Linked DNA regions of Homo sapiens: region 1 is linked to region 2. A link is a loop called in an ENCODE intact Hi-C map of the cell type or tissue named here. Cell type or tissue: GM12878. All regions are shown on one strand. Each heading gives the region's core, and the rest is flanking DNA. Links, peaks and the distances in the headings are about the cores only. Region 1 has its middle 21 kb from the start of LINC02641. Region 2 overlaps LINC02641 (long intergenic non-protein coding RNA 2641).

The links. Peaks named below come from ENCODE experiments on the same cell type or tissue, not always from the same donor. Only the 100,000 strongest peaks of a DNase experiment are listed, where the experiment ranks them.
Region 1: it touches region 2 in a loop (6-fold over the local background); 3 of 110 quality-filtered maps call a loop at or near these places.

Annotation. Positions count from the first base shown.
Region 1 is chr10:123,323,511-123,330,743 of GRCh38, forward strand. No RefSeq gene overlaps it. Among named protein-coding and RNA genes, the nearest start is that of LINC02641, 21 kb to the right of the region's middle. RefSeq lists an enhancer at 52-141 and a silencer at 3,343-3,392. In GM12878, for the core only: no CTCF peak of the experiment used is centred there; a DNase peak (open chromatin) is centred at 4,171; H3K27ac peaks cover 1,203 bases.
Region 2 is chr10:123,388,794-123,396,026 of GRCh38, forward strand. The region is part of intron 6 of LINC02641 (long intergenic non-protein coding RNA 2641); the gene reads left to right. Among named protein-coding and RNA genes, the nearest start is that of LINC02641, 44 kb to the left of the region's middle. RefSeq lists enhancers at 3,172-3,551, 3,702-3,961, 4,062-4,171. In GM12878, for the core only: no CTCF peak of the experiment used is centred there; DNase peaks (open chromatin) are centred at 3,008 and 3,558; H3K4me3 peaks cover 2,398 bases; H3K27ac peaks cover 5,000 bases.

The sequences.
Region 1 (7,233 bases), core at 1,378-6,377, 65 kb before region 2:
CTACTGAAAACAGCAAATTCTCCCCCATGCCTTCCTCACAGTGTCTTCTACAGAACACAGAGGTTGTGAGCCTCTCTGCAAAAGGTGCAGTGACTGGAGGTGGAAGAAAAACCCTTCCAACTTCTATAGCAAGATCACTTAATAAAAAGTAATGATGCCACCAAGTAAGGTTGTGCTAAAACAAACCAATACCCGCCCACCTCAAACCCACAGTGATGAAAATGTGTCAAAGGGATGTGGGAGGAAACTGAAAAAGCTCCCAATGGCCATAGCTGGAACTACGTGGGCAATAAAATAAATAATATAGAATTCTATTAAAACCTAAAGTAAAAAATACATATCCACAAGTCTATACTGATACAAATCAATGACAGAATAAATACTTGGGGAAGAAAATGCAAATATCAGAAGTGTGAGGGGGCTGCACATAGTGACTTCCTTCCAAAGGGTACGGTATGGAAAGGGGGAAGAAAGAGTCACTGGCCAGTGGAGACACCTGACAAACACGACCTCTGCAAAGTGATCAAGGTTGACATCAACAGTGGTGTCACAGTGATGATGTGAACTCTTGATATGATGTGAGGAAAATGACACTTTACCTCTGTGGTCTTCCCCCTGAAAACACACAACTCCAGTTTCTAATCATGAGATAAACACCAGGCCAGTCCAGACTGAGAGACATTCTACAATACAGGTCTGGCACTCCTCAGTACTGTTAAGGTCACCAAGAACAAGGAGTGTCTGAGAAATTGTCGCAGGCAAGAGGAGCCTAAAAGATATGAAGACTACATGCAATGTGGGATTCCAGATGGGATCCTACAACAGAAAAAGGACATGAGCTAAAAACTAGGGACATCACAATAACATATGGATTTTAGTTAATAATAATGTTTTAAAAATTAGTGACAATACCTACCTATTTTTGAGTGCTCACACGTGCCAGGCACTGTGTGTAGCATTTGACAGGGACCGTCACATTCAGCCTTCACATTTGCTAGCCAATGGGAAGCGAGGCATCTGACACCATACACCCGACGCTGTGTGCAGACTAAGCCTTTGCCCCTGCCTCTAGGACCAGTTTGGACTCAAGATGGGAAATAATCCCAAGCTGTAGCACTTACATCCATTTTCTCTTTCTCTTTTGCTAACAAAGCCTCAATTTTCTTTGGGCTGGCTATGTGGCGTCCTAAAAAGCTTCTACATATTTTATCCTGTCTTAGAGCTGGAGTGACTGTATTCTATCAGTGAAATGTGAGTAGAAGCCTTTTTGGGGGGTTAGGGGAAATTTTTTGCCATTTAATGTTGGTGTTGCCCTTCTTCCCATCCAGGATATAGATGTAAGGCTGGAGGTGGAGCAGCTGCTCGGCGATCTGTGGTGACAAGAGTGGTGATGAGAGGCACATGCTGAGGATGGCTGAGCAGGAGGACAGAGGAGCCAGGGACAGTGCCGCCTTCTTAGAGCTCCTGCCCAGGCCCTGAGCAGCCCACCTCACTCCTGGTACATGGATCCCATCTCTAGGGCTCTGCCCCAGCTCAGCTTTGCTGCTGGCTCTGTACTGACCAGATAGTTGATTCTAGTAACTAAATTTTTACTTTATTTTCCAGGGACTCCGGTTCCTGATCTTGTCTTCTCTTTGCCTCAGGTGTCTGCCAAGTTCTGGGAAATTTGTGTCACAGGGCAAGGATCCTGGCACAAGGGAGGAAGTATCAGGTCACAGTTTAGGCTCTTGAGTTAGATGGCTGAGCTCAAATTCCAGCTCTGGCTTTTGCATGATGGGAGGTTTGGGGCAAGTTACCCAACCTCTTCAATTCTTGGCTTCTTCCTCTGTGAAGTGGCTTCAAAGGGCTGTGGAATGTGCGTAACATGTGCCTGGGCCATTGTGGGTGCTCTGTATGTGTGGCCACATTACTGTCATCATCATCATCCCCTAGACAGGCCATGTGAAGTAGTGGCACATATGAAGTGCCACATAAATGTTAATTACTACTATCATGATTTTGCTTCCCTCCTGTCTGTCCTTGAGAGGGACATGCAGACCCCCCAAACCACCCATCTACCTTCATATCTCATGCTGTCCTCAATGCCTCTGCCAATTCACCCAAATCATCTGCCATGAAGTCAGGCCATCTAGGTCCTGAAACTAAGCCCAGGTTTTACCAAGTTTTGGTTTCTCTTATTCCTGGTTCAGTGACTCTCTGCTCCTGGTTCTGCAACAGTGTGAACTGGGTTTGGAGCTCTCTAGCCCTGAGAAGTTATCCACACTAGATGCTGTTAAGGTCACCAAGAACAAGGAAAGTCTGAGAAACTGTCACAGACAAGAGGAGCCTAGAAAGATATAATGACTACATATACCATCACCCTTTTGTGGTTGACCCCACTGCATCACAGGGATAGTTCCAAGAGAAACTCAACCTCCCTCAGCTCAATGAACTGTGTCTAAGTTCTTAGTCCTCTGGCTCAGTTCCGTGGCCCAGGGTCACTATTCTCTTAAATGTTGGCGAATAGCAACACTTCAAAGGTACCTAGGGGCAAGAAGAGTTCACATAAGAGGTGGAGGAGGAATATCAGAGTATACATTCCAGGAGGGCAGAGGGCACCAGAAGCTAAAGGAGTGAGGAGTTTCAAGAGGGAAGAGATCAGCAAAGCAAATGTGATCCAGAGTCCCCTCAGGATTAGCTCTGAAAAAATCTGCCAGATTTGGAAATTACAGTTGATCCTCATTATTTGCAGAATCTGTATCTGCAAATTCAACCCACTCACTAAAATGTATTTATAATCAGTACTCATGGAGCTTTCATGATCATTTGTGGACATGTGTAGAGTGATGAAAAATTTGAGTCACTTGACGTGCACGTTTCCAGCTGAGGCTGAACACAGTGATGCTCTGCCTTCCTGCCTCTGCTTTCATATTGTGAACCAGTGTCCTTGAGTCTATTCAGTGTCACATTCTTCACATTTCTGTTCATTTTGCTGGTGATTTTGCTGTTTAAAAGGGACTTCAAGTGTAGTGCTGAAGTGCTGTGTAGTGTTTCTATGCACAGGAGGCTATGATGTGCCTTTTGAAAAAATACTTGTTAGGTAAGTTTCATTCGGGCATGAGTTATAGTGCTGTTCACTGTGAATTCAATGTTCATGAATAATCAATATATGTTAAATGGGTATCTTTAAACAGAGACACGCATAAACCAAGGTCAGCATTTACTGGGTTTTGAAAATGTTGTGCCCAGAGGCTGGCAGGAACCTAACCCTGTATTTCCTGTAGGAGCAATGGTTCAGTGTTCACTAATGTGGCAACTTCATAGAACATAACTACTGCAAATAATGAGAATAGACTGTATTAGGTCATTGTACAACTTAGCAAGAATGAATGGTTTCAGTTGTGTAATAATAGAAACCAAATTATGGTGTCTTGAGTATTGAATGGAAGATGAAGAAGTATAGAGCCAGTGTAGACAACATGTCCTTCAAGAAGTTTAATTGAGAAGAGGAAAACTAGAGAGCTTGTTTTCACAAATGTTAGATGCTCTATAAATTATTTTTAATTGAATTGAGGTAGAAACCTGAAGTTTAAATTTAAGTTACTTGATGGATTCTTATATTTTATGTTAGCCAGACTCTTCTTGTCACTTTGGAGGATCTTTAACCTTGATTAAATAATTAAATTCCTACCAAGAATTACAGGAAGTGTATTGCCCACATGAGAAGCAAGTGACACCTGGAATGTGAAGGGTCTGTTCTTGTGGCTTCAATTGGAGGCTTACGTTTGAATGTTGTATTAAAAAGAAAAACCTCTCTATTTGGTTAAAGTTACCATAGAAAATATAGAATGTTAAATCTGAATTTCAGATAAGCAATAAATATCTTCTTTTAGTATAGTTGTGTTCTGTGCACTATTTGCTGAATCTGGTAAGTATATATGTATATTTCACTCCTGGGGTTGGTGTCACTTTGGCATCTTATGAAACTCTTGTTTCAGTGGCACAGAGGCATTTGGGATTTCTCCAGGCACCCCTTCCCTGAGTGACACATAGGCCGTATATTAAGTCAGACCACTGCAAATATACCCTCCCCTTCTGGTAAAGTCCAGCTGCAGCCAGTTATAGGTGATGCACTTACTTCAGAAAGAAACCTAATTTCACTTTCAACCCCATGGTACTTTTTCTGGCAGCACAACACAGAAAGAAACACAGTTGATTGTGGATCCAGAGGTCTGTGATTTATCTCAGCTTTGTCCCTGACCTGTTGTGTGACCTTGGGTAGGTCATTGCACCTTCTGGGCCCTGGCTCTTTTGGTCTGAAGGTCAAGGCATTGAGTAAAGTGGCTCACAAGGCACTTTTCAGCTCTAAAACCCAAGGAATCCTTGAAAAGCTGGCAGTTTAGATGGTCTTAATTTAAAAACCTAGAATTTTTCCATCTGGAGGGGAACTTAGTCATGATTAAGAAAAAAAAGATGCATTATATTCGCTTCCCAAATGCTTAAAAACATGATTGACTGTAAGAAAGAAAATCCCCAAACCCTTAGGGAAACATTACATTTTACAGTGTATCCTCTTTTCCATTGAAGAAACATTTGCAATCTGTTTAGGGGAGAACAGTGTCTGAATCATTACCAGGACTCTGCTCCAAAGGCAGGAACTTTCTCCTGCTGAAAAATGTCTGGAAAAGATGGCCGCTGCTCCTGGGCAGCTTTGCAAATGTATCCTGCAAATAAGAGGCTGAGGCCAAGGGCATGTGACACAATAAAAACCATGGAGACAGTGAAGGCTTCCTTATGCCTAGGGCTTACTATGTTCCCAGGCCCCCTTTCTGGGCACGTTCCACACATGGATCCGAGTCCCGCAGCCGCCACCAGACCATCATCTGTGTCATGCCAGCCTAGATTTCTTTCTTTCTCCTTTTTGGGAAGGGGAGTTGGATTGGAGGATCAGGGAAGTGAGGAGTGATTGATCTTCTAAGGTTGTAGAAGAAAGGCGAAGGGTGATCTTTGTTTTAGAGATTAGGAAACAGGCTCAGAGAAGTTACTAGATTTTCTTGGCCTCCTGCTCACCAGCAGCAAAGCTGGTGTTAGGAGCCAAGACTCTGGCTCTGAAGCCCTCCCCATGTATCTTCAGACCGGCCACATAAAAGGGAAAATTCAGATCGTCTTCCTGATGTTGACAGACTGTTAGAAATGAAGATCTGTGAAGTCAAGAGCTTTTGCCTTGCTAACCAGCTCCTGGAGGCGAAAGCCTATTTGTTTTTCACACACATGTTAAATTTCATGAATCAGACCTGAAACACTTTTTTCAGGTAGTGGACTCTCTGGTTGAAGGTAGAAAGCTGTAATTAAGCATGATCAACCTAATGAATCACAACAGAACTAGAGCATGCTAGGATGTCTCCCCGGCTGTGTCCCCCTTGGCTCCTTGATGATAATGTGTGACATGTTTGCATTTATGGGCATACAGGTTTAATGTGTCAAAACTGTGCATCACATGGGGGATGGATTGCCTCATTCTTGAGGACTTGGGTGGTATAAATAAAGCCAAGTCTTTCATTTTGAGGAGGTAATGGAACCCAAGAATAGAGAGTATGAGACCAAGACCTAAGTTCAAATCTTCCCTCAGACCCCTGAGCCTCTCTCCTTAAAGCTGCTGTCTCCACCCAACGCAGGGACTTTGTACAGGCCAGACCCTCTGCTTGGAAGGTTCTCAGCAGATCTGCTCTTAGGGGACATTAAGGCGTTCATGGAATGGAAGGGGAATGACCTGGACTGAGCAGGGTGTAATCTCCAGCCCTGGTTGCATGATGTGGATTTCCTTCCTTCTCCTCATTGGAAAGGGGAGCTGACCTGGGTGATCAGGAGGGCAATACTTATTGACCTTGAAAGCTGCAGGGGGCCAGGCTTGAGGGGATTGATAGTGAAGGAGGCAAGACTTGCTCAGAACAAGCTGTCAGCCAAGAGAAGGAGGTATAGGAATGCAGCTAGGGGAGGGGAGATGACAGGGGTGCTTGGAAGCTTGGCAAGAGGGTGCTAAGGTCAGAAATTTTACCCAGGACGTTTTTGTCTACACAATGGTAAGAGTGTAACTCCTCGCTCTGAAATATAAAAATTATCAGGTGTTTTATACACCTCTTTTAGATGACCCAATTGCCAAGTAATCTGAAAACCTAAGGGGTAAAATTTGATTTAACAAAAATAATCAAATTGATTCCAAAGTAATCATGCCTGATATTGAGGGCCAGTCCTGCTAAGTTGCTTCACAAGAAGCATCTCATTTACTTCTCACTACATCTCTGTGAGGCCCAGAGTGCTACACCCATTTTACTGGTGACAGAATTATGGCTCAGAGGCTCGAATAACTTGCCTGGGGTCACACAGCCAAGTAAGTAGTAAGGCCAGGTTTCATGCCCAGGGTCTGTTTTGTTTGAAACCCAGGCTCTTTATACTGTAATAAACTCCTTCAAAAAGTTGAGACCGAAGGAACTTGCTTTGAAAAAATATGCAGGGCTCTGCCTGGGGCAGACTCTGTAAGAATCACCTTTACAGAATGCTTTTAAGAGTTAAGATTTTGCATTTGACTTTAAATTTTTATTAAAAAAATTAAATTGTCATGCCAAAGGTGGAAAGGTTTCATCCTCCACATTGTCATCTAAATGCCAGGTAGACTTGGAGAAAGCATTTCATCCCATCAGGACTCCCCTTTCCCTGAGGTATGTAAGCTGCAAGGGACCTCAGGCCCCTAGAGTCATCTTGTCCTGCCAGGGGATGGGGGTCCCAACTTCTAGCCCAAGGACACCCTTTGAACATCAAATTCTTCCTGGGATGATAGCTTTCGTTTAGTCTCCAGACTCCATAAGTGTAAGGGTTCTTGAGCCCTGCTGGCAAGAACTCTGCGGTTGTCCCTTCTCCACTGGGAATCCTGGGAGTCCAGCCTCTCTAAGAGCCCAGACGTGGGACTGGTTCAGGGGCCTTGGATGCCATCCCTAAATTCACTAAGGGAAGAGTGGGCAGGGCTGTTAGAAGCTAAACCCCCAGGCTTGTGGGCTTGTTGTGATACCTCACAGATAGGAGCACATGAGACAACTAGGAAGGAGCTTCCACTCCTGAGTCCTGTAGACTTGGGAGCTCGTCCTAAGACACAGAAGGACTTTTGTTTCCTGCATTGTCTTGTTGAATCTTCCTCGTTAAGTGGAGGAGTCAAAAGCATCCTCCTATTGTTGACTCTTCAGGCTTTGACAGGGGCTATTA
Region 2 (7,233 bases), core at 939-5,938:
ATGACTGTACTCCCATTGTATCTAGGAAGTAACTAACTTGCTTTTGATTTTACAGGCTGATAGGCAGAAGAGACTTGCCTTGTCTCAGATGAGACTTTGGATTGTGGACTTTTGAGTTAATGCTGAGATGAATTAAAACTTTAGGAGACTACTGGGAAGGCATAATTGGTTTTGAAATGTGAAGACATGAGATTAGGGGGTGGGCAGGGGCGGAAAGATTTGGTTTGGCTCTGTGTCCCCTCCTACATCTCATCCTGTAGCTCCCATAATTCCCACATGTTGTGGAAGGGACTCGGTAGGAGATGGTTGAATCATGGGGGCAGGTCGTTCCCCTGCTGTTCTCATGATAGTGAGTGAGTCTGATGAGATCTCATGGTTTTTAAAACAGGGGTCTCCTCTCTGCACAAGCTCTCTTTGCCTGCTGCCATCCATGTAAGATGTGACTTGCTCCTTCTTGCCTTGCGCCATGATTGTGAGGCCTCCCCAGCCAAGTGTAACTGTAAGTCCACTAAACCTCTTTCCTGAATAAATTACCCAGTCTCAGGTATGCCTTTATTAGCAGTGCGAAAATGGACTAATACATATATCACTGGGCTGGAATCAAGGTACCTGCAGAGCTGTGCTTTCTCTGGAGGTTCCAAGCAAGAAGTCATTCCTTACCTCCTCCAGCTGGGGTGGCTGCTGGTAGTCCTTGGCTTGTGGCCATGTCACCCCAGGCTCTGCCTCTGTGGTCACACCTCCTTCTCCTCTGTGTCTGTGTATAAAATCTTCCTCTGACCCCTCAGATGAGGATGCATGTGCTTGAGTTTAAGGACCATCCAAATAATCCAAGATAATGTCTGTCTCAAGATCCTTAATTTAGTCACATCATATCTGTAAGGGTTCATCCTTTTTAATGCCATATAAGGTAACAGTCTCAAGTTTCAAGAATGAGGATGTAGATATATTTCGGTGGGGGCATTATTAGCCTAACACAATCACTTTTAATTTCTAAAGTGCTTCTGTGCACATTTTCTCATGTCATTCTCAACATTTTCATGAGAAGGATAAATCCTGTCTCACTGTACCGACTCCACAGGTGGGGGACAGTGACTTAGAGAGCTGAGGGCATCCAGTTGCAGGTCTAGAAGAACTTCTGGGGCCAGTCTGTTCCCAAGAGGATGACTCCAGAGAGAATCGCCCCATTTCTGAAACCAGCATGGTCCCAGATGTTGGCCTGGACCCTGCCACTAAATAGCTTTGTGCTAACTGATATCTGCTAACTATGTGGGGAGGCTGAAAAAGCATGTTCTTTGTAGTCAGACAAAGCTGCGTTTGACTGTACTCAGTGAACTTGGGGGTTACTCACTTTCCTTGAGCCTTAATTTCCTCATCTGTAAAATGGGAATCATAGGAGAGGTGGGATAACATTTGCCAAACATGAATCCACCCTTAGACTTGAGATGCAAAGAAACGTTTTCTTTCTTTATGTTTCCACATGAAATCCCACCTGGTTTCAACTTGACCACTTGGCAAGAATCCCCCAGCGGTCACCCAGGGCCACTCTTCTCTTCCCGGGGACTTTGTTGAGATTCAGGGGGTAAGCAACTCAAGAATGGGCAGGTGAGGCCTTGGGAGGTGAGGCCTCAGGCAGATCAGGCCAGGGCCATTCACTCACCACCGGTAACTCCTGGCCCAGGTTCTCCCAGCCCACTGGAAGGTTTCTCAGAGGTTGTGATCCCGAGCAAGGCCACAAGGGGCTCCTGGCACTGTCTCCACAGGGGTCCTCCCAGGTAGGTGAGGTCCCAGTGCCCACCACTCACAGGACCCTCAAAAGTGCATCCTGTTCCAGTCCAGGTAGGCCCCCCATCCCCAGCCTATCTTTGAAACCGAGAGCCTGACCCTCCCCTGCCCTCAGGGATGACCTAGAGAAATACCCTCAGGTTATTCAAAAACAGGTTCTGTTTAGGGAGGTCTCTTGGAGGTCCTGACAAGTTCTCTTCTTTCCAGAGATTAAAACCCCCAAAACCTGTGTCTGTACCCCCTGAACCCCACAGGGAGTGAGGAAATCTCAGACAGGAAGAGTCTGGTCCCGCTGGGGGTGAGGTGGGTGTAAGGAAGAAAATTCCTTTTATTCCCTAGAGCATATAACAAAGAAAAAAAAGAACAAGAAACAATTCACTTTCTAGTGCACACCCTGGGACGCAGCAGATCTGGGCTGCAGGTGACTTCCCTGTCACGGCACCCCACCCCCTGCATTTTCCCTGGCTACCGTCCAACCAGAACCCGGAAGAGCATGAAGGCCCACAGCCAGTCAGTGACAGTAATGGTGATGGGGAAGGGGCTGCCTCTGTAGTTCATCCCCTGGCTGGGACTTCGTAGAAGGGAAGGTGGTGGCATTGGAAGGCGGATCCACTAGGGAACAGTGGGCTCAGCTGTGGAAGACAAAATGGAAGGACTGAGCGGCCCGGGACCCAGGCCTTTGGGCCAGCGGGTCAGGGAGCCCTCTCTTAGGCTTTGTTGGGAGGAGACAACGGTTAAGTGCTGACCCCTGGAAAGGGAGGCCCCTGGGAGAATGGGAGCTCTCTGGGAAGGGGGTGTCAGAAAGTAAACCTGAGAACAGCTAGGGCTGGAGGGTATGTTTTCATCTTCTAGGAAGTTGCAGAGAACGTTGGTCAAGCTGCGAGGGTGGGTGAGTTCTTAGAGGAGTGTTTGCAGCTGTGGGAAGAGTCTGCCTTTGGGAAGCTGGCGGCGCCTGCACAATCTCTTTAGTGCAACTCAGCCTCACTCACAGGCTGGCTGAGAGGAGTGTGTGGCTCTACGCCTCTGGTTGTTCTGGAACAGTCTGAGTTGGGGGAAGAGGGTGAGAGTTACTTTTTCAGCGGAGGCAAGTGCTGTCCACACTCTCTCTAGTTTTCTATCCAGACCACGTGGAAGAGAATAAATGTGGGACCATTGGGGAGTCTCCGTGGTTCTTTTTGGGTCCCAAGCCCTGATTGCTTCTCATGCTATCGCTGTGGCCCCAGCAGTCCTCGTAAGGAGCCAAGGTTCGGGGGGAGGTGCTTGATCTGTCACGCAGGGAGGAAGGAACAGCTGAGATGCAAGCCAGGTATGAGTGCTCCCCAGGGGTCCCCCCATATCTTAGCCAGCACGTGGTGGCCAGATGTACCCAAGACAGTTGTCTGGCAGCACCACGGGACTGGATATCCACTTAAACCTGAGGAGCCTGGACTTGTCTTCCCACCTGGGTAGGGTGTGGTATTCTGCGATGTTATCCATGCTTCTTTCTCTGGCATTTCCTCCTCTCCTTCTTCCATCTTCTAGTATAGGCAGCAGAAGAGCAAAAATACAAATAATCTGCTTTTGACTTCCAGCAGCTTAGGTCTTAGCACAGGAAAATATTTGAAAGAATGCAAATCAGTCAAAGCCAGTTCTTATTGCCCTGTGGCTAGATAACTTTTGGAGGGGATTGAAAGAAGAAGTGAGAGAAGAAGAGAGAGCCTTGGTGCTTGTGGGAAGGGAAGGAGAAGCAGACCCCTCTCTGGATCTGGGGACTGAGAGCAGAGGAGACACGCACCTCCAATTCCCCTGGGGAAGGCCTGGGAACTTGTGAAATCTCAGTACTGCCCTTGACTCATTACGGTGCAAGAGCTATAGGGCAGAAAGAGCCAGGTGTGGGTGTCTCAGTGCAGGGAAGTTGAGAGTCCCCAGAGAGGTACAGAAGCAGCCAGATGGCTCCTGGGTGTCGAAGAGGGGTTGGAGACAGTAGGAGTGGTGGTGGGGTGGAGAGGGAGAGAGACCATTTGGTTAAGCTGGGAGGCAGGAGCGAGGTAGGAGTCTCCATGGATCATCAGGACTGGCTCAGGAACTGAGACCAGCAGGGAATGAGAACATGTTTGTGGCCATGCAGTGAGATGACAACAAGGACCAGACCCCGCTGCCTGACATCTTAGCCACACGTAAGCCCCAAGTACAGCCCCAGGGCTGGCTGACAGCACTGAGTTAGTTGAAAATGAGTTTTAGAGAAAGGGGGCCTCAATAGAAATTCAGTTCACTTTCATTGAGCAGAAGTTACATTTCTTGCTTTTCTGGTTTCCTAATGACTAGATTTTTCTAGCCCAATTTTTCCAGCAGAGAATTAATTCACCTTTGAAGCCACCTGCTTCTGGTCACTTAATTGTAGAGGAACAGACAGAGATCACACACACTCATACACACTGACACACACCCATTACTGTAGAGGAACAGAGTCACACACACTCATACACACTCACACACACCCCAGTTATTGTAGAGGAACAGCGATCACACACACTCATACACACTCACATACACACCCCCATTATTGTAGAGGAACAGAGATCTCTCTCTCTCACACACACGTTATTGTAGAAGAGCAGAGATCACACACACTCATATACACTCACACACACCCCCATTATTATAGAGGAACAGAGATCACACACCCTCACACACACACCCCCATTATTGCAGAGGAACAGAAATCACACACATACACTCACACATACACCGCCATTATTGCAGAGGAACAGAGATCACACACACTCAGACACACTTACATACACACCCCCATTATTGTAGAGGAACAGACAGAGATCACACTCACACACACACACCCATTATTGTAGAGGAAAAGCGATCACACACACTCATACATACAAACCCTCATTATTGCGAGGAACAGAGATCACACACACTCATACACACTCACACATACAGACACCCATTATTGTAGAGGAACAAAAATCACACACACTCATACACACACACACACATTATGGCAGAGGAACAGAGATCACACACGCTTATACACACTCACACACACGCTCCCATTGTTTCTGCAGAAAGAGTTGTGCAGACTTGCTTTCAGTATTTCAAAAACTGTGAACAATGCTATCATTTGACAATAAAAGCACAAAAAGAGAGACATTTAAAAATTATTTCCCCCTCTGCAATTACTACCCCAGGCCTTTCCATGGGTTTAGAGATGAGGGGAGCAGAGAATGATGCCCACCTCCACCCCCTCTTCTCATCCAGTGTGGCTCTGAAATATCTCTTAATAAGAAGAAAGGTAAAATATTACATAATGTATTTGTTTATTTGACAAATATTTGGTAAGAACATAGCAGACATTTACTGTGCATTTACTGTGGCCGTGCAACCCTTTACAAAAAGTTGGCTTCCTGTAATCCTCCTGACAAGCCCTCAGGGTCTGTGATGGCTTTGTTTGGCCTGTTTCAGTCCTGTGCCAAGGGCTAAGGATTCTAGAAAGAACACCACCCAACCTGCACCCTGTGGAAGCTCATAGTTCAAGCAGCAGAGGTCAGTTCATCTCCCCACCCGTGCCAGAACGTGTGGGCTATGCAGACAGAGAAAGGAGCATCCAACTCTGACAGGCAGGAAGGCTTCCTGGAAAAGGTGATGCCTGAATTGGGACTTAAAGGATAAACAAGAGTTTGTTGGGGGAAGGGCAGTTGGCAATATGATCATGTCAATTTTACCAAATGCACCAAGGCCCTCTAGCCATACAAATTCTCCAACATGCCATAGATTGGCTACCCGCAGTCTCTGTTCCCTTGTCCCTGTGTGGGGTGCTCTCTGCCATCACCTGATTAATGAGCTCCCCCTCATCCTTCAAGTCTCAGCTGAGTGGCTGCTTGGCTGTGCTGTTTCCTGGACAGAATGAATCACATCCTCTCATACTTTCCCTGCCTCATCTGGGGAACGAGGTTGGATGAATGAATGATTGAATGAATGAATGCACAATTATCTAACCTCCCCACCCCCAAAAAATGAGGAGGAATTGGAATGATGTTGTTCTGCAGGGTCCCCTTAGATCATTATATTAATCCAAGTGTTTTTTAATTACTTGAGGAAAAGAGTACTTTGTGTTGCAAGTAATGCAGAAGACCAAATTACACAAAACAAACAAACAAAGCAATGCTGGGGCTCATTGTGAAAAAAAGAAATCACTGGCTGGGAGTGAGGAGATCCACATTCTAGTTCACGTAACTCCCCTCTTCAAACTTGGTGAACCTGTGACACATGCATGACACAGAGAATGAAAGATACAAGACACAGCGTGGTGCTGCAGGCTGGACTGCAGGCTCAGGTGTGAGCGCCAGGACAGCTCCCCACGTGGAGAGGGCTGAGTCCTAGTGAGGCCCAGCTGCTGCACCCATCCGTGCCAATGGCAACTTCCACTTGTGTGCCATGCTGGAGACTCAGGTTGGCATCCCCAGCCCCCAAAGATGCTACTGTCTCCACCTGGATGTCTCCCAGGCTCTTCAGAGTCACATTGTCCCAAACACCCATGGCTGCTTTCTCCAGCCCCCTTCAAGCCTATGCCTCCTCCCTGTCTCTGTTACTCCCACAGTCATGCACTCAGGTGTGCCGCCTGACATCTGGTCTTCATAGTCTCCTCCCCCTCCTCTGGGCACTGAGGAGGTTCTTGGAGGTGGGGGATGCCCCATGATATGGTTTGGCTGTGTCCCCACCCAAATCTCATCTTGAATTCCCACATGTTGCGGGAGGGACCCAGTGGGAGTTGGTTGAATCATGGGGGCAGGTCTTTCCCGTGCTATTCTCTTGATAGGGAATAAGTCTCAGGAGATCTGATGGTTTTATAGCGGGGAGTTTCCCTGCACAAGCTCTCTCTCTGCCTGCTGCCATCCATGTAAGATGTGACTTGCTCCTCCTTGCCTTCCACCATGATTGTGAGGCCTCCTCAGCCACATGGAACTGTGAGTCCAGTAAACCGCTTTTTCTTCCCAGTCTTGGGTATGTCTTTATCAGCAGAATGAAGATGAACTAATATACCCCACTCCAAGGGAAGAAGGAACCCCCTTCTCCCTGCAGTCCCTGGAGCCTCAGCCTGGCCAGAGAAGGGTGAGGAGAAAGCTTTGAGTTGGGCATGAGATTGGAATTTTAAACTAGACACAATTTTAATAATGAAAATAACCTAAAAGTTTTAGAATCTGCCCAAGAGACCCTTCCAGGATATGCTGAGCCCCCAGGAAGGGACAGCTGGTGCTGCACCATTAGAGTGGCATTCAGGGAAGTAAAATGACTTGATATGCTCAGGCCACTCAGTGGAGGCTGGGTGTCCCGCTATTGCTGGTGGCTGAGAACTGCTGTCCTGCCTGGGTTGGCCTGGATGTTCTGGCTCCTGTCCACCTCTGGGACCACACAGACCTCCTACTGGGCATCCTGATGGGGAAAACCAGGGCCATG